Linked DNA regions of Homo sapiens: region 1 is linked to region 2. A link is an interaction called in ENCODE POLR2A ChIA-PET data of the cell type or tissue named here. Cell type or tissue: Panc1. All regions are shown on one strand. Links, peaks and the distances in the headings refer to the core of each region. The heading gives the core; the rest is flanking DNA.

Region 1 (12,621 bases), core at 1,409-3,908, 320 kb after region 2:
TTTCTCATATTGGGAAGTTTATAGCTTGCTTTAATTCTTCTGGTAAACACCTTGATAACTCTATATGAAATATTTAAGGCTGGGCCTGGTGGCTCACTCCTGTAATCCCAGCACTTTGGGAGGCCAAGGCGGGTGGATCACCTGAGGTCAGGAGTTCAAGACCAGCCTGACCAACATGGTGAAACCCTGTCTCTACTAAAAATACAAAAATTAGCCAGGCATGGTGGCGTGCGCCTGTAGTCCCAGCTACTCAGGAGGCTGAGACAGGAGAATTGTTTGAACCAGGGAGGCGGAGGTTGCAGTGAGCCGAGATCTCACCACTGCATTCTAACCTGGGCGACAGAGCAAGACTCCCTCTCAAAGAACCAAAAAAAAAAAAAAAAGAAATATTTAAAATCCTTTTTCATGGAATGTAGATGTGTGACCTCTATGCCAGAAGTAGACTACATGCAGAACTGTTCCATACTGAAATATATCTATCCACACTTAATTATTCACCAATGTGCAACCCCTGGCAAGGATTTCTGGGCATCTGGAAACTGGATTTCCGACTCGGAGTGCGCTGCCGACTTCTGCCATGTGTTCTGCTGCTGATCTTTGTCAGAACAGCTCTTTCCTGACTCTACTCTTGTCCTGGCGTTAGTGCCTTGAGACAATATCTAATGTTTCTTTGTTATATGTGACGAGGACATTAACACACTTAATACTTCTCCCCACTAACTGGACTTCTACCTCCTGATTTTTATTAGTTATAAAATTATTTTTGGCTCATCTGGTGATTCCTTATATAGTTTCAAAATAAATGTTTAAGCCTCTGTGTATTGATGTATCAGTCACAGAGTTTCTGTTCTATTTACTGTATCTGTTCTATCAACTCATTCTCTACCAAGAAAAATGAGAAAGTTAATAGACCTATATTGCCTCTCAAATGCTCCTTGATCCTTCCTTCAGAATATATACATACACCCCTGGAAGCATGCAGTCTCTTCCCATTGTCAAATACAGTCGATTCTCATTATTTCTGGATCTTTCTTTCTTTTTTTTTTTTTTTTTGATTGTTTGTTGAGACAGGGTCTCACTCTGTCACCCAGGCTGGAGTGCACTGGCACAATCACAGCTCACTGCAGCCTTGACTTCCTAGGCTCAAGCAATCCTCCTGCCTCAGCCCTGAAATTGTGTGAGACTACAGGTGAGTGCCACCACACCAGGCTATTTTTTTTGAATTTTGGTAGAGATGAGGTCTTGCTATGTTGCCCAGGCTGGTCTTGAACCCCTGAGCTCAAATGATCCTCCTGCCTCAGCCTCCCAAAGTGTGGGATTATAGGCGTGAGCCACCCCACCCAGCCATATTTGTGGATTTCTTCTTGGTTTTTGGTGTTTTATTTATTTATTTATTTATTATTATTTTTTTTTTTAGAGACAGAGTCTCACTCTGTCAACCAGGCTGGAGCGCAGGGTCATGATCTTGGCTCACTACAACCTCCGCCTCTCAGGTTCAAGCAATTCTCCTACCTCAGTCTCCCGAGTAGCTGGGATTACAGACGTGCGCCACCACACCTGGCTAATTTTTGTATTTTTAGTAGAGACAGGTTTTCGCCATGTTGGCCAGGCTGGTCTCGAACTCCCGACCTCAGGTGATCTGCCCGCCTCAGCCTCCCAAAGTGCTGGGATTACAAGCGTGAGCCACCGTGCCTGGCCATATTTGTGAATTTCTTATGTGCAAATTTATTCATCACCCCAAAATCAATACTTGAGGAACCTTTTCAGTCATTCATGAACATGTGTAGAGTGGCGAAAAATTTGTGTTGCCTGACATGCATGATCTCAGCTGAGGTCAGAGAGAGCAACACTCTGCCTTCTTATTTGTTTCAGCTCTCATACTCTAAACAGGTGTCCTTTTCATGAACACTTAGATGACAGTCACTTAGTGCCACGTTTTTTGCTTCCTGTGCTTTTTCTTTTTTCTTTTTTTTTTTGAGACGGAGTTTTGCTCGTCGCCCAGGCTGGAGTGCAGTGGCGAGATCTCGGCTCACTGCAACCTCCACCTCCCAGGTTCAAGCGATTCTCCTTGCTTCAGCCTCCCGAGTAGTTGGGATTACAGGCGGCTGCCACCACGTTCTGCTAATTTTTGTATTTTTAGTAAAGACAGGGTTTCACCATGTTGTCCACGCTGGTCTCGAACTCCTGACCTCAGGTGATCCACCCACCTCAGCCTCCCAAAGTGCTGGGATTACAGGCGTAAGCCACCACACCCAGCCACTTCCTGTGCTTTTTCTTGGTTATTTCACTGTTTAAAATGGTGTCCACTCATAGGTTTATTGCAGCACTATTCACAATAGCAAAGATATGGAATCAACCTAAGTGTCTCTCAACAGATGATTGGAAAAAGAAAATATGATGTATATATACAATGGAATACTATGTGCTCATAAAAACGGATGAAATCATCTCTTTTGCAGCAACATGAATAGAACTTGAGGCCATTATCTTAAGTGAAATAACACAGACACAGAAACACAAATACTGCATGTTCTCACTTATAAAGGAGAGCTAAATAATATATCTAGGGCTGGGCATGGTGTCTCACGCCTGTAATACCAGCACTTTGGGAGGCCAAGGCAGGCAGATCACTTTGAGGTCAGGAGTTCGAGACCAGCCTGGGCAACATGGCAAAACCCCGTCTCTACTAAAAATACAAAAATTAGCTAGGCATGGTTGTACAAGCCTGTAATCCCCGCTACTCGGGAGGCTGAGGCAGGAGAATTGCTTGAACCCGGGAGGCAGAGGTCGCAGTGAGCTGAGATCATGCCACTGCACTCCAGCCTGGGCAACAGAGCAAGACTCCATCTCAAAAATAAATAAATAAATAAATAAATAAAATGGTGCCCAAGCATAATGCTGAAGTGCTGTCTAATGTTTCTAAGCAGAAGAAGGCTATGATGTGCCTTAGAGAGAAAATACATGTGTTAGGTAAGCTTCATTCAAGCATGAGTTAGAGTGCTGTTGGCCATAAGTCCAATGTTAATGAATCAACAGTATATATTAAATCAGATGCCTTTAAACAGAAACACACAGAAAATTATGTATTGATCCACTGACAAAAATATTGTGACCAGAGGCTTGCAGAAAACTAACCTTGGACTTCCCCTAGGAGCAATGGTTCAGTATTTGCTAATGCAGTGTTTGAGGCCACTTAATGGGACATAACTAACACAAATACTGAGAACAGGCTGGATATAAAAATTATCTTCTGGACTTACGCCTGTAATCCCAGTGTTCTGGGAGGTCAAGGCAGGAGGATTGCTTAAGCCCAGGAGTTTGAGACAGCCTGGGCAACATAGCAAGACTCCATAACTATTTTTTTGTAATTATCTTCTGAAACCATACTTCTCCAGTTATGTAGTTTTAGTTCTATAAAGTACATGTCCATTGCTCACTGAGTCCTTTTCCTAAGCTTCTCCCTTTACCACTAGGTGACTGGCTCTTGCTTTTTTTTTTTTTTTTTTTGATGCACGGTTTCTCACTCTTGTCCCCCAGGCTGGAGTGCAATGGCATGGTCTCGGCTCACTGTAACCTCCACCTCCCGGGTTCAAGTGATTCTCCTGCCTCAGCCTCCCATGTAGCTGAGATTATAGGTGCATGCCACCACGCCCAGCTAATTTTTATATTTTTAGTAGAGACAGGGTTTCACTGTGTTGACCAGGCTGGTCTCGAACTCCTGACCTCAGGTAATCCACCTGCCTCCGCCTCCCAAAGTACTAGGATTACAAGCTTGAGCCAGCATGCCTGGCGCTCTTGCTGTCTTTCAAGGAGGGCTCATGGTTCATATAATGCCTAAATTCATTTGTATCTGGGAATAAATTCCTTAGCCTAAATAATGACCTGGCTTTGAACCATACTCTTTCCTTCAGGAAAAATCAATATTCTACTATTTTCTTGTACTGAATTCTACCCTGGAGAATGGAGAATTTTCCTCTGTTGTTTTTTTTTGTTTTGTTTTGTTTTGTTTTTTGAGATGGAGTTTCGCTCTTGTCACCCAGGCTGAAGTGCAATGGTGTGATCTCCGCTCACTGCAAACTCTGCCTCCCAAGTTCAAGTGATTCTCCTGCCTCAACCTCCCCAAGTAGCTAGGATTACAGGCGCCCACCACCACACCTGGCTAATTTTTGTATTTTTAGTAGATATGGCTTTTCGCCATGTTGGCCAGGCTGGTCTTGAACTCCTGACCTCAGGTGATCCTCCTGCCTCAGCTGCCCAAGGTGCTGGGATTACAGGCATGAGTTACTGAGCCTGGGCGAGAATTTTCTCCTTTTTATGTCACTTGCATTTTTTCTGCAACATACCTGAAGCATTATTTCCTTTTTCCAGAAAAACTCCCCACTGATGTAGAAGCTCCAGGATAATTCATCTGTTCCACCCGTTGTATTCTCAGTGCCAAGAACAGGGCCTGGTTCAGAGTTAGCATCAATAAATGTTGCTTGAACAAATGAATATCAACCTGCTAGCATGTTCTGCAGACATCAGATCCTCCAAAGTGTTGGGATTACAGGTGCAAGCCACCACACCCGGCCTCATTCTTTAAATATTCATTTCTGTTGGTATTTCTAAAGGCATCAGATACTTGTATGCCTTCAGAAAGCAAAATCCTTTTGAGTTATGTTATTGTTATGGTACAAAGTCAAGGTTGTTCAGAGGTAGAGCAACAGAGCACATATAACCAGTGACCACAGAACATGTTAAACTGGTTTTTAAAGCTTAACTTCTTCTATTTGAGTTTATCTGAAACAGGAGAAATTTTGCCTGTCCTTTTCAGACTACTCTGAAATTCAATTACTCTGAAATGCCATTTCCTGTTGACAGTTGGAAAATTACAGTTGGATGAGTGGTGTTTCCAATATCCTTTGATAAGGAATTCAGACTCCTATTTAGAGCAGGCATGATTATCATGTATTCCCTTCTATCTCTTAAAAGAAAAGAAACATATCCAAGTAGGATACCAGGGCAATCTCACTGTAACTTCTTTAGCATAATTGTGCCTGAGATGTTTTCTTGCAATTTAATGCATGGTCGCCTGCAGGTCAAACCTGGTCATGCCCATTTATATATTGTCCACGGCTACTTTCCTGCTCTAAAGGCAGAGCTGAATGGCTATGACTAATGGCCCATAAAGCTGAAAATATTTACTCTCTGGCTCTTTACAGAAAATGTTTGCCAACCCTAGTCTAATGTCCTAAATACAAATACAGGCCAAGTGCGGGTGGCTCACACCTGTAATCCCAGCACTTTGGGAGGGTCCCTTGACGTGAGGAGTGGGAGACCACCCTGGGCAACATAGTGAGATCCCATCTCCATAAAACAAAAAAACAAAAAAACACGTCTTTGGAAACAGCATGAGTTTTGGAGTCAGACCTAGGTTTGATGTCCAACTCCACTGCCTATTAGCTATGTGACCCCTGGTAATTAATTGCCTAACCTCTCTGGGCCTCAGCTTTGCATCTGTAAAATAATCATAATAGGCCAGGCACAGTGGCTTACGCCTGTAATCCCAGCACTTTGGGAGGCTGACGCAGGCAGATCACCTGAGGTCAGGAGTTTGAGACCAGCCTGGCCTACATGGTGAAACCCCATCTCTACTAAAAATACAAAAAAAAAAAAAAATTAGCTGGGTGTGGTGGCACATGCCTGTAATCCCAGCTACTTGGGAGGCTGAGGCAGGAGGATTTCTTGAACCCAGGAGGCAGAGTTTGCAGTGAGTCGAGACCCAGCCACTGCACTCCAGGCTGGGTGACAGAGTGAGACTCTGTCTCAAAAATAAATAAATAAAAATAAATAAAAATACAAAAATTAGCCGGGTGTGGTAGCGCACACCTGTAATCCCAGCTACTCGGGAGGCTGAGGCAGGAGAATCGCTCGAACCCAGCAGGTGGCAGTTGTGGTGGGCCAGGATTGTGCCACTGCACTCTTAGCCTGGACGACAGAGTAAGACTCCGTCTCAAAAAAAAAAAAAAAAAAAATTCTAAAGCTGGGCATGGTGGTGCAGGCCTATATAGTCCCAGCTACTTGGGAGGCTGAGGCAGGAAAACCACTTGAGTCCAGGGTTCAAAGCCTGCCTGGGCAATATGGCAACACCCATCTCTTTAAAAAAAAAAAAAATTTCCCACTGGGTGCTGTGGCTCACGCCTGTAATCCCAACACTTTTGGAGGCCAAGGTAGGAGGATCACTTGAGCCCAAGAGTTCGAGACCCGCCTGGAACAATAAGGTGAGACCCTGTCTCTAGAAAAAATCAAAAAGTTAGCTGGGCGTGGTTGCACATGCTGGTGGTCCCAGCTACACTGAGCCTGTGGCAGAAGGTGGCTTGCACCCAGGAAATCAAGGCTGCAGTGAGCTGTGAGCTGCGATCACACTACTGCACTCCAGCCTGGGCAACAGAGTAAGAACTTGTCTAAAAACAAACAAAAAACAAAACAAAAAAAGCCTGTGCTGTCTCAGCTACACACTCAGCTCTGGCTTCTTCTACCTCATTTTGGAGGAATTAATTTTATTTCCCATATTTCTGACTGGAGAAAACCCTCTTCAAAGAGAGGAGACTCCTCATTCATATCCAAAGAGGCATCTGTGAAAAAAGAAGACAGAATTATGGACAGAGGCGAGGAAATTCTGAGATTCTACGATAGTCAATAAGCAAAGGTGGGAATTGTTTGAACCCGGGAGGCGGAGGTTGCAGTGAGCCGAGATCACACCACTGCACTCCAGCCTGGGTGACAGAAAGACTCCGTCTCAAAAAAAAAAAAAAGAAGGTATCTCAGACCCATCTCAGACCTTGATGAAGGTGCCTTGGACCCTTTGGTCCACTGACCTCCAAACCTACATTACAGAAGTGAAATTCTGTAGGACATGTAGAAGTGAAATTCATGTAGGACATGACAGAATTTCATGTCAATTTCACGTCCTACATGAAATTAACCTTGACGTGTAGTGCCCAGTCAGGAAGTAAAACAGCCCTGACTCATACTGCTTTTTTATCTCGAGTTTTGGTTTCTAAGGTGTGCTTGAGCTTTCTTCCCCTCCACCCCATCCCCAAACGTGACATAGATGTATATTAATAACTTCTTTAGAACAGAGGTCCACAGTCAGGTTTACTGACTTGATGCTGCCTGAAAGTATTTACTGAAGGCAGGGCACGGTGGCTCACGCCTGTAATCCCAGAACTTTGGGAGGCTGAGGAGGGTGGATTGCCTGAGTTCAGGAGTTTGAGACCAGCCTGGCCAGCCTGGCCAACATGGCGAAACCCCGTCTCTACTAAAAATACAAAAAATTAGCCGGGCATGGTGGCAGGCACCTGTAATCCCCAGTTACTTGGGAGGCTGAGGCAGGAGAATTGCTTGAATCTGGGAGGCAGAGGTTGCAATGAGCCGAGATCGCGCCACTGCACTCCAGCCTGGGCAACAAGAGCAAAACTCCATCTCCAAAAAAAAAAAAAAGAAGAAGAAAGAAAGAAAGTATTTACTGAGACCCAGATAAAGATTAACAGATACATTTTCAAGTATTCTGCATGCTTGGCAATGGATGTTACTGTCTGGGATACAAGCTCATTACACGTTGATGCCGTTGATGCCAAAATGTTCACAGTAACCTATGCTTGAGCACACTCTTATGCTTGCCTGAAGACACTGTTCTGAAGGAATTTCCAAAAGTCCAAGAAATAAAAATCTGAAGTTTTTTTAGGCCAGAAACTTTGCCTTCCTCGTATTAGAAAATGAGTTGGGGCCGGGCGCAGTGGCTCAAGCCTGTAATCCCAGCATGTTGGGAGGCCGAGGCGGGCGAATCACCAGGTCAAGAGATCGAGACCATCCTGGCCAACCTGGTGAAACCCTGTCTCTACTAAAAATACAAAAATTAGCTGGGCGTGGTGGTGGGCACCGGTAGTCCCAGCTACTTGGGAGGCTGAGGCAGGAGAATTGCTAGAACCAGGGAGGCGGAGGTTGCAATGAGCCAAGATCGCGCCACTGCACTCCAGCCTGGTGACAGAGCGAGACTCTGTCTCACATAAAAGGAAAAAAAAAACAACAAAAAAAAACTCATCCTAGGTCAAGCACGGTGGCTCACACCTGTAATCCTAGCACTTTGGGAGGCCGAGGTAGGTGGATCACCTGAGGTCAGGAGTTCGAGACCAGCCTGGCCAATATGGTGAAACCCCATCTCCACTAAAAATACAAAATTAGCTGGGTGTGGTGGCACATGCCTTTAGTCCCAGCTACTTGGGAGGCTGAGGCAGGAGAATCACTTGAACCTGGGAGGCAGAGGCTACAGTGAGCCAAGATCGTGCCACTGCACTCTAGCCTGGGCGAGACAGAGCAAGACTCCATCTCAGAAACAAAACAAAACAAAAACAAAACAAAACAAAACAAAACAAAACAAAACAAACCGCATCCTGAGCCAGGCTGTGAAAGGATTACAGTTGGACAGGGTCAAACCTGGTGAAGCATTTGTTTTGCCAGGCATGGTGGCTCACACCCGTAATCACAGCACTTTGGGAGGCCGAGGCAGGGGGATCACGAGGTCAAGAGTTCAAGACCAGCCTGGCCAAGATGGCGAAACTCCGTCTCTCCTAAAAATACAAAAATTAGCTGGGCGTGGTGGTGGGTGCCTGTAATCCCAGCTACTTGGGAGGCTGAGGCAGAGAATTGCTTGAACCCGGGAGGCAGAGGTTGCAGTGAGCCGAGATCGCACCACTGCAGTCCAGCCTGGCAACAGAGCGAGACTCCATCTCAAAAAAAAAAAAAAAGAAAATATTTGTTTCTTTTTTACCCTGGGCGGAGACAGGCAAGAAGCATATGGGCAGGATGCCCTCTTGATTGGAAGGACATGCCTGCTTTTAACCACTGGCTGTGTTTCTTTAGGATGCAACCGAGAAAATAAATGAGATGCCAGATTTTCTCATTCTCATTTCTGAATCATGTGCATAAATATGCACATTCACACCCCCTCATTCACCTTTGCCAACTTGTTAGAGAAAGATGAGTCACCACACAGGCACAGTTCCAAATCATTCTAGAGGATTGCAAATATCTGAGGAAATAATTCTGGTTTTGGCATTAAACAATTTTTTCTGGGAAAATATCTATCTAGTTTTACAGTTGCTATGGGCCAAAATATCGATAGCAGAGTAACTTTTAAAAATACTTATGTCAAGCAGTCTTAATTTAGAACAATATTTTAAAACCTATGTTTGTTTCACCACCTGCAGCTGAAAAACCCTGAGGAATTGTTAAAAATGCAGATTCTAGGCCAGGCACAATGGTATGTGCCTGTAAGTTCCAGATACAGACAGGGCGGGAAAATTTTTGAGACAGGGTCTTGTTCAGCCAGGCTGAAGTGCAGTGGCTACTCAGAGGCACAGTCATAGCTCACTGCAGCCTCCAACTCCTGGGCTCAAGCGATCCTCCCACCTCGGCCTCCCCAAGTGCTGGGACTACAGATGTGAGCCCCTAGGACCAACCAAAAAAATTTTTTAAGATGTAGATTCCAGGATCTCACTCCCAGATCTACTAAGTTTGGATTTTTGGAGGTGGAGTCTGCATTTTAATCAAGCCCTCAGGGGATTCTAGTGTACTTTAGTTTGTTAGCCATTGCTTTGTTCACTGGTAAGATTATGGCAAACATTCCTAACATTATTTCACAAAGATTAGAAAACAAAACAAACATTTCTGAAACTGAATGACTTGTATCCTTGGGATTTCTGAAGCCCATTTTAATGCTTGTTAATTTTTGAACTGCAAGCAGAAGGGAAAAACAAGAAGTCCATGTATTTGAGATTAATAATGTCTGCTACCAGATGAATATTATTCAACACCCTCCCTAATGAAAGTTCCAAGTTTATGGTTTCCTAGACACTGAGAAGACTAGAATTAGCTTACAGCTATACTATTTTTTTTCCTTCTACCTACAGAAGTTTATTCTTGTGTGTCTCTGTCTGCTGAGATTCTATCATGCAGCAGTGACAGTCTTCTAGAATCTAGCAGTAAAACAAGACTTTACTTCTGAGAAGATGCTAAGGAAAAGGAAGGTCACAAAAAAATTAAGTTGCCATTTTTTTCAACTTTATAAATGGAGATACATAATGAAAGACTGGAAGAAGGTACCCACAAGCCATCTTGTGTTTTTGTGTTAGGGTTGTCCCTGACCCATTTAAGATACCTCTACATTTATATTATTATATATTTTTTTTGAGATGGAGTCTCACTTTGTTGCCCAGGCTGGAATGCAGAGGCACGATCTTGGCTCACTGCAACCTCTGCCTCCCAGGTTCAAGAGATTCTCCTGTCTCAGCCTCCCGAGTAGCTGGGATAACAGGTGCATGCCACCAGGCCTGGCTAATTTTGTATTTTCAGTAGAGATGGGGTTCACCATGTTGGCCAGGCTGGTCTTGAACTCCTGACCTCAGGTGATCCACGCGCCTTGGCCTTTCAGAGTGCTGGGATTATAGGCATGAGCCACTGCGCCTGACCATTTATCTTAATTTTTTTAATTTAAAAATGATAATAGGCCGGGCGCGGTGGCTCACACCTGTAATCCCAGACTTTGGAAGGCCAAGGCGGGTGGATCACAGGATTGAGACCATCCTGGCCAACGTGGTGAAACCTCATCTCTACTAAAAATACAAAATTAGCCAGGCGCAGTGGCGCACTCCTGTAGTCCCAGCTATTTGGGAGGCTGAGGCAGGAGAATCGCGTGAACCAGGGAGGGGGAGGTTGTAGTGAGCCGAGATCACGCCACTGCACTCCAGCCTGGATGACAGAGCAAGACTCCATCTCAAAAACAAACAAAAAAAATAATAAACATATACTTTAAAATATCGAGTTCTCAGTTAAAAATATCATCATTGGTATGATTTTAACTTACTAGAAAATCAACTTCAAAACCATATATAAAGAAAAATTTATAGGCCAGAAATCCTAATACTATTTTTCCATTTCCCTTCTAAACTTCATTCACATATGCATACATACATGATTTTAACATAGTTGTAATTATAGTTTACCAACAAATTTAAGTTCTACTTTTTCTACTTTGCATTACTTTAAAAATGTTTGCTTATTTCTGCATATCATCAGAATCAGTTGAAAGGCTACTTTAAAAAAATTAAGTTGATATACTGTCTTTTATCCATTCCTGTATGTAGAAACATTTTGGTTATATCTAGTTTCAAGTTATTGCAAGTAATATAGTTAGACTTATCTCTGCATAGGAGGCTTTTTTCTTTTAAAAGTTATGCATTTAGAATAAATTCCCAGCAATGGTTTTACTAGCTTAAAGTATATGAACATTTTTACAAGTCTTAATATATAACATATTTACCCTTTGCCCTTCAAAAAAATTATATCAACCTTCATTACCACAGCTATCTGAAACAAAACTGAATACCTAAAAAGGTTGCAAAGTGTTGAATTTTATTTTTTTAAGCATTTCACTTTATTTTTGTTACATTATCTGGTACATTAGGGTTTTAATTTTGATTTCTTCATTATGATTAATAATTTTTAAGTTATAAGAATGCCAGGAACCATTCCAAGGAGTTTATCTATATAAAATTATGTTTTCTCTAAGAATAATTTAAATAAACTCTCAATGCATGAAAATATAAAAACCAACCCTTGATATATTAAATATAAGATAGATTTTTATATTTCCAGAAAATAAATCATCTCATTTCACAGAACTAGAAAGGCACAGATAAATAGGCTAAGAAAGAAAATAAGACTTCTAGATTTTTCAGCATATTTGATTGTTGTAAATAAGAAGAAATTAATTCAAAGACATAATAGCTTCTTTTATTATTGAGAAATTTTTTTCAGGATGAGAAAGTTCATCTAACCTGTATCTTTTTTTTTTTTTTTTAAGGAAATGTTAAGGAAATGATACAGGCTTCCTATATCTTTTTCCTTAAAAACGACTCTATGGACTTAAGTTCACCGAAGGAAGTGGAATGATGACATGCAAAATGACAACACAACTAATTCTATTTTTTAAGCAGTTAAGAAAACCAGTTTGTAAATAACCTACCTGATCTTGACAAGCACAACAAACTGATGAATAAGTAGAATCTCAACATATGGAAACTGGAGAGATCGTGTGTCACATTCACAAGAATGATTTACTTCGCAGAGGCTTAAGAGTTTCCACTGTGGGATTTTGCTCACAGTGAGCTCAGACGACTCAGAGGTGTGGTGACAACAGGAAGTTCCCTAGGGACTGACTGCAGGCAGTCCCAACCCTTTCAGGATCTTTGACTCCTCCTCTTTTCAATAAAAGGTCACTCATTGTCTACTTTATACAATTTTGTGCATATCTTAATATTATAATCTGCATCTGCAGAATGACGAGTTCAGAATAGTTTCATTCTTCGTGGGCGGTTTATTAGTTGTTTGGCTTGGTGTGTTGAAACCAAGTGTGACTTGAGATCTTTTCCCCTTGGTTCTTGTGAATGAAATAACAAATCCAGTTTGTATCTGTTGGCCTGTATATACAAAACCAGTTTTTATGTTAATTCATACACTCATTCATCATAGGGCAGTCTTTAGATTTTAAGAACATTTCATTAGGTCCAATTATACATCTAC
Region 2 (12,621 bases), core at 5,193-7,692:
TACATATAAGAACACACGCACACACTTGTAAAATTTTCTACCTGGCTGTTTTCTTCTTAATACTATATGTAAGCAATTTTCCAAGTTCTTCAACTTTCTTTAAAAATGGAAGTTGTAATAGCTGAATGGAGTCAGTTCATTGAGATTATCGTTTTTACATAATTAATTTCCCAGAACTAAATATTTGAGTTGTTTCCAATATTTTATGATAATCTAAAAGCTTTAGTGAGTATTACTGTATACAAATCTTTGTGTATTTATGTGATTATTTCTCTATGGTAAATTCCTAAGAATAGAAAAACTAAGTGAAAAGGTATGAGTAATTTTAAGCCTCTATAAGTGATTGTCCAGCTGCCTTCTAGACAGGATGTATTACAAGCATTCTAATGAGAGCTTATTTAAACTCAGTCTCACCGTATTTGTTCCATCTGTTCTGATCTGCTTGGCAAAAATTAGTGTCTTTTAAATCACTGATTTTTTTATTAATAAATTTTAAAAAGCATTTAAGAGTCAAGCATACACTTATTACAACCCAGCAATACTATTCTCAGGTATTTACCCAAGAAAAAGGAAAAACTATGTCTACAAAGACTTGTGTAGGCCCAAAGTGGAAACAAACTAAATGTCCATCAACTGATAATGGATAAACAAATTGTGGTTTACCCACAATGTGGAATACAAGTCAATAAAAAGGAACAAAATATTAATGCATGCAACAATAGGAATGGCTCTCAAAAACATTATACAAAATAAAGCCAGCCACAGAAGACTATATACTACTGCATGATTTCATCCATATGAGATTCTAAAAAAACCATAAAAGTATGACAGAAAGTAGGTCACTGGTTGCCTGCGGCCAAGGGGAAGAAAAAAGGATTTATGGGAAAGGGGTATGAGAATACTTTTTAGGGTGATAGAACTATATTTTGATTGTGGCCATGGTTATACAACTGTAAACAACTACCAAAATTCACCAAACTCCCCCTTAAAATGCATGAATTTTATCTGTAGAAATTACACCTCAATACAGCTGGAAAAAATAAAAACAAAACCAAAAATAATTTAGAAATGTTTGAGAAAACTAACTTATCCTAAGCTGGAGAATAAAACAAAACAAAAGCAAAAATCACTTAAGAAATTTTGGAGAAAAACTAACATTTTCATTTTTGCTTATTTCCTTTCCATTTGTATCTGTATTCATACATACTCCAGATAATGATCATTACTCTATACACGATTATATACTGTATAATTGCAAATACATGTACATTTATATTCTACACATTTTTATATCACAATTTTACATTTTTCTATATAGTTTTCATGATTATAATTTAAAATAGTAACACATAATTGTCTAAAGCCCTGAAGTGTTAAAAGGTGAATTACAGGTTTAAAGCAAATGGTGCCTCAATATTTGGATGCCACCAAGTGGACAAACTGTATAATGTCGTTGAGATGAAACACTATTTTGTAAGTTTTATAAAGTAAAAATGCTTAATTTAATGTTTACAATTAATTTTAAATTGTGAATAAATTAAAGTTATAACCAGACCATTTTAGAAATGTAGCTAAGGTTGAGACCTGGATCCAGGTCTCCTAGATCATGAACCTCAACTATTTCTTGAAGTAACTTAATTCTCAAATCAGAATCTAGGGAAATCACTTAAGGAAAAGAACTTCCTGTTGAAATTGAGACCTTTACAAACTAAAACTACAGATGTGAATGACAGACACGGGTCTACCTTTAGCAAACCAAAGAATCATTTCGGGACCTCCAAATGCAAATAGCCTTTGCTGTGTGTCTGTCAAGTGACTTCTAACAAAACAATAAGCCCCCTCGGGAAGCACAATGATGAAAACACAGTGAAGGTTGCCTGAAAGGCCGAGAAAAATAGTAGGAAATTTATTTCTATTTGGGCAAGGACTTGCTGATTCTCTTTAGGGGTCTCCATTATTTTCTCCCCATCGTTCCTCCCCTCTCCAGTTCAAGCTTTTACTTTCACATTGAAACAGTAACTGGCTAGAGCCACAAAAAAGAAAGATTATTTCAGGAAAGTGTTTGGTCTCTGCCAAGGTCAACAAAAGAATGACTCCTTCAAAAGAATGCCTTTGAATGACACTGGGCCATTGCCTGCCACCAAGCGGGAGACCAGCACTCTGTTCTGCCTGTAACGCAATACTCTTCCCAATTATTTTTTTCTGGCTATTTTTACCCTCTCCATCTTGCTCATTTAAAGATGACAACATCCATAGACTGAAAAGAAACTGTGAAACAAACAAAAAAACCTCTGTGAGTGCCACTGAAAGAACTCTGAAAGGAACATCCCGAGTCCATAAAGTAAGAAACCACTGAGAGAAGGACATAACTCAGTTTGCGGAGACAGAAGTTCTCAAGGCCCACAGTTTTACTGCGGTAAATTATAGAGCCTGTGATATGGTTTAGATGTGTGTCCGCTCCAAATCTCATGTTGAAATGTGGTCCCCAGTGTTTGAGGTGGGAGCCTGGTGGGAGGTTACTGGGTCATGGGAGCTGATCCCTCAGGAACGGTTTAGTACCATCCCCTTGGTGATAAGAGAGCTTTCACTTAGTTGATGAGAGATCAGCTTGTTTAGAAGAGTTTGGGGCCAGGCGCGGTGGCTCATGCCTGTAATCCCAGCACTTTGGGAGGTCGAGGCAGGCAGATCACGAGGTCAGGAGTTCGAGATGAGCCTGGCAAACATAGTGAAACCCCGTCTCTACTAAAAATACAATAATTAGCGGGGCATGGTGGGCGGACGCCTGTATTCCCAGCTACTTGGGCTGCTGAGGCAAGAGAATCACTTGAACCCAGGAGGCAGAGGTTGTGGTGAGCCAAGATCGCGCCACTGCACTCCAGCCTGGGCAACAGAGCGGGACTCTGTCTCAGAAAAAAAAAAAAAAAAAAAGAGTTTGGGACCTCCACACTTCTCTCTTGCTCTCTTGCCATATGACGTGCCTATTCCTGCTTCACGTTCAACCACGGGTAAAAGCTCTGAGACCTCACCAGAAGCTGAGCACATGCTGGTACCATGCTTGTACAACCTGCGGAACTGTAAGCCAATTAAATCTTTTTTTCTTTATAAATTACCCAGCCTCAGGATTTTCTTTTTTTTTTTTTTCTCGAGACGGAGTCTCGTTCTGTCGCCCAGGATGGAGTGCAGTGGCGCGATCTCGGCTCACTGCAAGCTCCGCCTCCCGGGTTCACGCCATTCTCCTGCCTCAGCCTCCCGAGTAGCTGGGATTACAGGCGCCCGCCACCACGCCCGGCTAATTTTTTGTATTTTTTAGTAGACACGGGGTTTCACCGTGTTAGCCAGGATGGTCTCGATCTCCTGACCTCGTGATCCGCCCACCTCGGACTCCCAGAGTGCTGGGATTACAGGCGTGAGCCACTGCGCCCGGCCAGGAGTTTCTTATTTAAATGAACATGTATCCTGTTTACAGTCTTTGGCTATTTTTATTATTATCTTCTTACCTGAAACTCTCTGAGCAAATCTGATTGCTTCTTCAACCGGGTCTGAGTTTACAACTTTATCTAGAATGCCCAGCTTGAGTGCTTCATCTGCTAAAATACGTCTTCCTGAAATAAACAACAACAACAATAACAACAAATCAAAGAGCGATGTAAGATTAAAGCAAAAGCATTACTCTCTCTAGTAGGAAAGGCTGTCTGTCTGGATATAAATATCTATTATTGAATAAAATAAGTAAGAACCACACTCACTGAAAGAATAGAAAGATCACCACTGAGGTAACCAGGAAACTTGGATTCAAGCTCCAGCTCTAGTTTCCACTATTTGTGTGACCATGAAGAACTGCACCAGGACCACAATTTCCTCATTGGCAAATGGCAATAATTATGCTTATCTCAGTAATTCTGAGTATTAAGTGAGAATAACAGATTCTCTTTATATTCTATAAATCTCTATAGAAGTACTTTATGAACTACAGATCTCTATAGAAATGTGAGATGTTTAGTTTTTTATAATAATAATAGAAGTAGCAGCAGCAGAGTAATATATAGTATCTACCTTATCCCTAGCACACCCCATTGGCTGTGGATGGTTAAAAAAAAAAAAGGACCGGGCACGGTGGCTCACGCCTGTAATCCCAGCACTTTGGGAGGCCAAGGCGGGTGGATCACCTGAGGTCAGGAGTTCGAGACCAGCCTGGCCAACATGGTGAAACCCTGTCTCTACTACAAATACAAAAATTAACTGGGCATGGTAGTGGGCACCTGTAATCCCAGCTACTCAGGAGGCTGAGGCAGGAGAATCGCTTGAACCCAGGAGGTGGAGATTACAGTGGGCTGAGATCACACCACTGCACTCCAGCCTGGGCAAAAGAGATAGACTCCATCTCCAAAAACAAAGAAAAAGAGAGAGAGAGAAAATTTAAAAAAAAGATAGTCCCCAGACATAAATATAGTTAACTCAATGAGAAAAAAATTAAGTTGACATTCTATAAGGTATAATTAAAATTACCTAGGACAAATGGGATGGATTTCTGCCAGTTTTTGGCTACCCAGCATCTCAGCTCCTCCCTTAGTTTGTGGAATTGCTATTGTGTGAGCTTTGAAGCCCTGCCTTCTACTACAGAAGCTGAAAAGGACACAGATGATTAGACAATTGACAATTTGACTGTGGCAGCTGGAGTGTGGCCCATGACCCCAGTTAGTGAACTGAGTGCTCTGTTGAGGGTTTTTAGCTTGGAGTTAGTGACACTAAGCAGCAGCGACAGGTTAAATCTCATTTCACAGGTGCCAATATCTAGTGTCTGGCAGTGGTGGTGCTGGTATACTTAGCATCCAATCATGCCATTGGCATCCTCCAGTACAGAATGTCAGCAATAGGAGATATAGAAGTTTGATGAGGGTTTGCACCGTTCCTAAATTTGCCTTGACAGTTCTTCACCAGTTGTAAATATGCAATTTGATCTGCATATTCTGAGGTAAGAGGTAGGGGACATCAGCATCCCCTACCCCAGGGTCAGAAGGAAGAAGACAGTGACACATCGCTTGCTTTCTTGCCAGTACCATCTTGCCTTCTGAAAAGCAACCATCAAATCCATCTTGGTGGCAACAGTCCCACAGTCTTCACTGCACTTACAGTGTTGGTGGATGCCATCGGAGACAAACCCTCCATTCCTGGTTCTTATTATTGCTTCAGAGAACTACAAATGAGTTTTCTTGATTGGATAGAAAGTTCAGTGATTTTTTTTTGGTAGGTCTCTCTTTGAAAAGCAGTATTTGGGCAGTTTTCTGGAAGTATCTCTGAAAACAGGCTTTCAGATCTCCTTCTGGAGTAAGGAGTAGGGTAAGAGGTACATAAATGGTTTCTGTACATAAGTATCCTGTGTATAAAATCACTTTGGTAAGGAGAGAGTGAATCAGCCTACCCAGGTTAAGGGAACCAAGCAAACACAAAATGGGACATGGAAACCTGGATATTATTATAAAAGGATTTTGAGGTCAACTAAGCAGGGAGAATGTGAGCTACTCCCAGATAGACTAAAAATTTCTCTAGCTGTAATGATTTCTTCTGGCTTGGATTTCACAAAATTGGAAGAGTACCACTACTATTCTAACAGAGTCAATGGGATTCCAAGTACAGTCATATGCCATATAATAACATTTCTGTCAACAACACATATATGATGGTGGTCCCATATGATTACGATATCATATATTTACTGTACCTTTTCTATGTTAGATGTGTTTAGATACATAAATACTTTCCATTGTGTTACAAATGCCTACAGTATTCAGTACAGTAACATGCTGCACAGGTTTGTAGCCTAGGAACAAGAGGCCATACCATATAGCCTAGGTGTGTAATAGGCTATACCATCTAGGTTTGTGTAAGTAAACCATGATGGTCACATAACAACAAACTCGCCTAATGATTTCTCAGAATATATCTCGTTGTTCAATGATGCATAGCTGGACTTTTATCCTGTATCAAAGAACTAAGGATCTAAAGACATGGCTCTGTATATCCAATCCAGATTCTTAGGCTGTAATTTAAAATTGTTTTTTCTTATGACATCGTAAGTGTAGATGACAACCACTGTCCAATGGGCTCTAATAAGAACCCTGTGTGCCCTAAGGGAACTGAGGTTGAGAGTTTCTTCTCCAACCTGAGTAATCTCAATTTTTTCCAATTTTCTTGATAGCTTCTTTTCTAACCTTTACAATTTTTTTCCACATGGAACTCTTTCCAAATGTCATATTCAAGTTTTCCTAAAATTGTGCAGACTACTTAAAAAGACAGGTGTATAATTCTAATGTTAGCTTTCTTCTAATTCACTATGACCTTTTCTATGCAAATCAAAACCCCATCATATTCTTACTGTTTTTACCTCTTTTCTGCATGTTAAAAATAGTGATGTTTCTTTAAGCAGTGCTTTGGGAAAAGGCCAATCCTAGTTCATTTTATTTCTTTTTGTCAAAGCCAGTTTTCCTGATTTCTTCCAATAATCTTGGTTTCAGGCAATACTGCAAATAGGGCAACAAAATTATTCAATATTCCCCCATATACTTTAAGTATCTGTAAACCCTCAAATTTACAGACTCATTTTACACTATTATGATTTCCTCCTATATTTTAGGCTTCTTTGCTTCCTATTTTGTCTTTTGCACAATAAATTGTCTCATGTGCTTTGAATCCTGTAGTATGTTGGATCCTAAGCATCCTTTTATGAATTTGACATTACATACTTAAAATAGTTCACATTCTTTAAACTGTATTTATTATACCATTATAAATTAAAACTATCTAACTTGATTTATTGAAGGAAATAAATGTCATATTTCTGGTCTAACTCTCCTTTTATACACTACAGATTTATAAAATCATCCCCCCATTTAAAGGAAAAATCCATTTTTAATGCATATAGCCTCATGATATTTTTTTTTCTTTTTTTTTTTTTTTGAGATGGAGTCTCACTGTCACCCAGGCTGGAGTGCAGTGGCGCAATCTCGGCTCACTGCAACCTCTGCTTCCTGGGTTCAAGCGATTTTCCTGCCTCAGTCTCTCGAGTAGTTGGTACTACAGGCCCATGCCACCACCCCCGGCTACTTTTTTGTATTTTTAGTGGAGATGAGGTTTCACCATGTTGACCAGGCTGGTATCAAATTCCTGACCTTAGGTGATCCACCTGCCTTGGACTCTGAAAGTGCTGGGATTACAGGCATGAGCCACCGTGCCCGGCCCGCCTCACATTATTTTCTAATTTGGCTAATGTATACACAATTTTATATCATGGTTTCTATACGGATTTCTACTAGCAGTTATCAAACGGGTCTTAGGACCCCTTTGCACTCTTAAAAATTATGGAGAACTCCAAAAAGCTTGTGTTTATGTAGGTTATATATATCAATATTTACTGTATTAGAAATTAAAACTGCAAGCTTTTGTCTGGGTGTAGAAATCACAAGGCCGGATGTGGTGGCTCACACCTGTAATCCCAGCACTTTGGGAGGCCAAGGCAGGAGGATCACCTGAGGTCAGGAGTTTGAGACCAGCCTGGCCAACATGGTGCCCCCCGCCCCCTGTTTCTACTAAAAATACAAACATTGGCTGGGTGTGCCACGAGCCTGTGGACCCAGCTACTTGGGAGGCTGAAGCAGGATAACTACTTGAACCTGGGAGGCGGAGGCTGCAGTGAGCCGAGATCGTGCCACTGCACTCCAGCCTGGGTGACAGTGGGAGATACCATCTCAGAAAAATAAAAATAAAAAAAGAAAAATCACTGCAAGCTTTAAAAATGTTTCTTTATTAGTTCATTTTAAAATAATAAACTCACTGCATGTTAGCATAATGTTTTTATGCAAAATAATTATATAAAAAATTTAAAAATTAGGGAGAAGAGTGCAATTGTTTTATATTTTTGCAAATTTATTTACTGTCTGATTTAACAGAAGACAGCTGCATTCTCATTCTCCTATTGCTTCTGCATTCAATCTGTTGTGATATCACAAGGCATATTACAGTCTCTGGAAAATTCCACTACACATTTGTGAGAAAGGCAAGTAATGTCTTATTATTACGAAAATAGATCTGATCTCAAGGACTCTGTAAAGGTCTTAGGCCACACCCGAGAGTCCCTGGACCACACTTTAAGAACCCTGAGATTTAGATCATCATTCTTCATAAATATTACATAGCATCCTAGCATGTGAATATTCCACAGCATTTACTTGTGGCTGGTATAATTTTAGTTCCTTTGAAAGTAACCTTTCGTTTTATTTGTTTTTATCCTGGGGAAGCTTGCAGGATTCTATTTTCTGGAAGTTTAAAATCTTTACCAAGACACATCAAAGAATTATCTCCTCATCAGTTTTTCCAGGAAAATGGCATGCTTGTTAAAGTACAATCTCTGATGCTATTTAATGTCTGAAGAATTTCTTCTATTTTTTCTTTTGGTTATTGCTTTCATTTTTTTTGCCTTGTGCTTTGGGAGCACGTATTATTCAAAGCAGAGACCTCTGTTATGTATCTTCCATGTCTGCTATCTTCATTTACATTTTATTTATCTTTTTGTTAAATTCTTCTGAATTCTTTAGATGTGTCTCTTTTTATCCTCTATGTTGTTGATTCTGTAATCTATCCTACCACATCTTTTTATTGCTTCAAAAAGAAATTATTTTGGCTAAGGTTTTGATTTTAAATACGGTGTTCTTATTTAACAAAATATTTTCTTTTCTAGTTTAGAATAATGTGAGTTTTCTAAAATTTTTTGTTTTCTTTAATGTTTCAGCAGACTGACGTTTATGTTTCTTTTTTTTTAAGTCATAAAATATTTTCATAGGTTTTAGAGTTGCAGTTGTTTTAGTTTTAAGAATTTTTGTGTGTCTTTCTTTTGGTCATAGAACAATATTTGCTGATATTAATTATTTCTGCCTGAGAGCCTTGAGGTGCTAGTACTAAAAAATGTATAGCGAAAACCCACCTGGACCTACAGCTAAAAGGCAGGCAGGATAAAGATGTTACTCCCAATTCCTCTTTCCCCCCATAGTATTCTGGGTAGTAAGAGGTATCCCACCAAAGTCTAGAGCTCAAAGCCTGTCCTGTGAATGAGTATAGAGAAACTCATCAGGGCTGGGGCCAAGCTTTATGAGAATACAGCAGAGCTTTCTATGCTTTTCTGTGAACAAAGGGGACAGCACCTAGAAAATAAAACAGAAAGAGGAGCAGGACACTGTAGTCCTGTCAGTTGATTGGACAGAGAACATCAGCGAACGAACTGCAATATGATCAGGCATATCCTTTGTGGTTACTGCTAAAGATTCGTTCATTTTCAGACGGCATTCTAAGGAAATTGTGGAGAAGGTTGCTGTTGTAATCACTCTACTTTCCAGAATTACCTGTCTTATGGATTTCAGAAGATCAGAAAGGGTTAGCCACCTAAATCTATTTACTTATTAATTTCCTATGGGAACAGTGCCTACAAAGTTGGCACTTTTTTTCCTCATTCACATCAGTAGGGAATCTTCAACTTTCACAATTTAACTAATCTTTTTCTTTAACACCCTTTCTTAGAAAAAAAAAAATTTCGGCCGGGCGCAGTGGCTCACACCTGTAATCCCAGCACTTTGGGAGGCCGAGGCGGGTGGCTCACTTGAGGTCGGCGGTTTGAGACCAGCCTGGTCAACATGGTGAAACCTTGTCTCTACTAAAAATACAAAAAATTAGCCGGGTGTGGTGGCACGTGCCTGTAATCCCAGCTACTGGAGAGGCTGAAGCAGGAGAATCACTTGAACCCGGGAGGTGGAGGTTGTGGTGAGCTGAGATCGTGCCACTGTACTCCAGTCTGGGAGACAGAATGAGACCCTGTCACCAAAAAAAAAAAAAAAAAAAAAAAGAAAGAAAAAAATATTTTCCAAACCAAAGCAGGATTCTGAATATCGTGATTACTAATAGCTTTTGTATTAGTAGTGTATTACTGCTGTAACAAATTACCACAAACTCAGAGGCTTAAAACACACATTTACTATCTTATAGTTTAAGATGTCAAAAGTCTAAAACAGGTCAGCAGAAGGTGTTCCTTCTGGATGCTGTAAGAAAGAATGTTTTCCTTGTCTTTTCCACTTCTAGAAGCTGCTTACATTACTTGGCTTGTGACCTCTCCTGCCATCTTCAAAGCCAGCACATAGTGTCTTCTCTCTTCTCTGACCTTCTGCTTCCCTCTTATAAGGACTCTTGTGATAAAATGGGCTGAGCTAGATAGTCCAGGGTAATCTCCCTCTCAAGATCTTTAATGTAATCACACGTACAAAGGTTATTTTGAATGTAACATAATATATTCACAGGTTCTGGGAATTAGGACGTGGACATCTTTGGGGGCCAGATACCGTTTATGAAATGTGGTCTGTTTAACAGGCACTATATCAGAAGCATGTCATGTTATTTCATTATTCCTTAAAACAACCATGTGGTTGTTTACTGATGAGAAAACAGAGGCTTAGAGGAGTTCAGAAGACCTCTCTCTCCTAAACCCCAGGCCTGTCTATCCAATTGTCTATTTGACATCTCCACTTGGATGTGTAACAGGCCTCTCAAACTTAACATGTCCCAAATGAAGCTCTTGTGATACTTCCATAAAACCTGCTCTATCAGCAGAAATCCCAGTCTTAGTGATGGCACCATCCTTCCAGCTACTCACTCTGGCCATTAGATCATCCTTGACTCTCCTCTTTCTCTCACATCTCGTATCTGCTCTGTCACAAAATCCTGTTGGCTCTACTTTCAAAATATCTCCAGAATCTGACCATATCTTATGATTTACATTGCCACTACTCAGATCCAAGCCCCCATCATCTCTCCCTTGGATTATGATAGCAGCCCTCAGTCTTCCTGTTTTTGTCCTTGTCTCCAATTAGTATATTTTCAACAGCCAGAGTGATTGTTTGAAAAACCTAAGTGAGAGCATGTTACTCCTCTGCTTGAAACACTCCAATGCCTTTCTTCCTCATTCACAAGAAAAGCCAAAGTTCTTTCTATAACCTTCCAAGCCCAAAAAGATATGACTTCATCCTCTTACTACTTTTCCCCTGACTCATTTCATTCCAGTTACATTGACCTTCTTGCTGTTCTTTGAACATTCCAAGCATGTCCCTGCCTCAGGTCTTTGTACTTGCTATTTTCTGTATGTGGGATTTCTTCCTCCAGATATTGGCATAACAAGCTTCCTTACCTTCTTCAGGTCTTTACTCAGATGTCATTTTGTAGAGAAACCTTTTCTAGCTACCCTACCTGAAATATTAATTCACCTCCCATTCCTAACATTTTATATCTCTCCCTTTCTGTTTTGTGTTTTCTTAGCACTTATCTCCACCTGTCTATATCTATCTATCTATCTAAATTATATAATAGGTAGGCATATGTGTGTGCATACAGTTGTGGTGGCTAGTCTCCAAAGTGACCCCCAGCAAGTCTAACCACTTGGTATTCAAGCTTCTTCCCATACTGAATAGAGAAGACCTGCATAGCCAATAGGAGAGTTTAGAAAAGATGGCATGTGACTCTAACGGTAGGTCATAAAAGACACTGTGGTGTCTTTCTGGAGGAAGCGAGCTGTCACACTGTGTGAATACTCAGGAAGCTCTATGGAGAGGTCCCCGTACATAGGAAAGGAAGCCTCCTGCCAAGGTCAGCACCATCTAGTCATCCATGTGACTGGGTCATCTTGAAAGTAGATCCTCCAGGCCGGGCACAGTGGCTCACGCCTGTAATCCCAGCACTTTGGGAGGCTGAGGCAGGTGGATCACCTGTGGTCAGGAGTTCAAGACCAGCCTGGCCAACATGGTGAAACCCTGTCTCTACTAATAATACAAAAATTAGCCGGGCATGGTGGCGCATTTCTGTAATCCCAGTTACTCAGGAGGCTGAGGCAGGAGAATCACTTGAACCCAGGAGATGGAAGTTACAGTGAGCCAAGATTGTGCCACTGCACTCCAGCCTGGGTGACAAGAGTGAAACTCCATCTCCAAAAAAAAAAAAAAAAAGAAAGAAAGAAAGAAAGTAGATCCTCCAGATGACTACAGCCCTAGTCACAGTGTCTTGACTCCGATCTCATGACAAACCCTGAGCTATATCCCAAGTAAGCTGCTCCCAAATTCCTAACACAGAAACTAGGAAAAAACTGTAAATTAAACCATGACTTACAATGAATCTGAGAGTCATCTCACTTTGAAAGCTGTGGGGAAAAGGACATTTTTGAATTAATGAAATATGACAATGATGATTATTGTTGTGATTATTGTTCTGTTCTTCATACAATCTCCATGAAGGCAGAAATTTTTGTTGGTTCATTTCACTGCTATAGGCCTAATGCCTAGAAAAGGGCCCAGCATATGAGAGAAAATTAATAATTGCTGGATGAATAAATAAAAATTAAGTTGCACAAGGCATATTATTTATATGTGGTAGAGTTGGGATTCAAAGCCAGGTCTTTGATTCTAAAGCTTGTGCTCTTTTTATGGCCTGTTCTTCAGCATATAGTCTAATACCAAGATCTTCATCTCACTTTTCTTCAATTTTCCTCTTTTACTAAAAAAGACAGATCTTTGGGTATAATAATATATACCTGGCTGGGCG

The links. ChIA-PET counts read pairs that join two places held together with the same protein. Peaks named below come from ENCODE experiments on the same cell type or tissue, not always from the same donor. Only the 100,000 strongest peaks of a DNase experiment are listed, where the experiment ranks them.
Region 1: POLR2A ChIA-PET joins it to region 2 with 5 read pairs; 2 of 35 experiments call an interaction of 5 or more read pairs at or near these places.

The regions. Positions count from the first base shown.
Region 1 is chr3:185,540,359-185,552,979 of GRCh38, forward strand. LIPH (lipase H) reads right to left here and starts at 12,230. Exons shown (of 10, transcript NM_139248.3): 1 at 12,065-12,230. The coding sequence starts at 12,113. RefSeq lists an enhancer at 12,240-12,319. In Panc1, for the core only: no CTCF peak of the experiment used is centred there; no DNase peak of the experiment used is centred there; H3K27ac peaks cover 798 bases.
Region 2 is chr3:185,214,639-185,227,259 of GRCh38, forward strand. It overlaps EHHADH (enoyl-CoA hydratase and 3-hydroxyacyl CoA dehydrogenase), which reads right to left. Exons shown (of 7, transcript NM_001966.4): 5 at 3,498-3,602. Among named protein-coding and RNA genes, the nearest start is that of MIR5588, 32 kb to the right of the region's middle. In Panc1, for the core only: no CTCF peak of the experiment used is centred there; no DNase peak of the experiment used is centred there.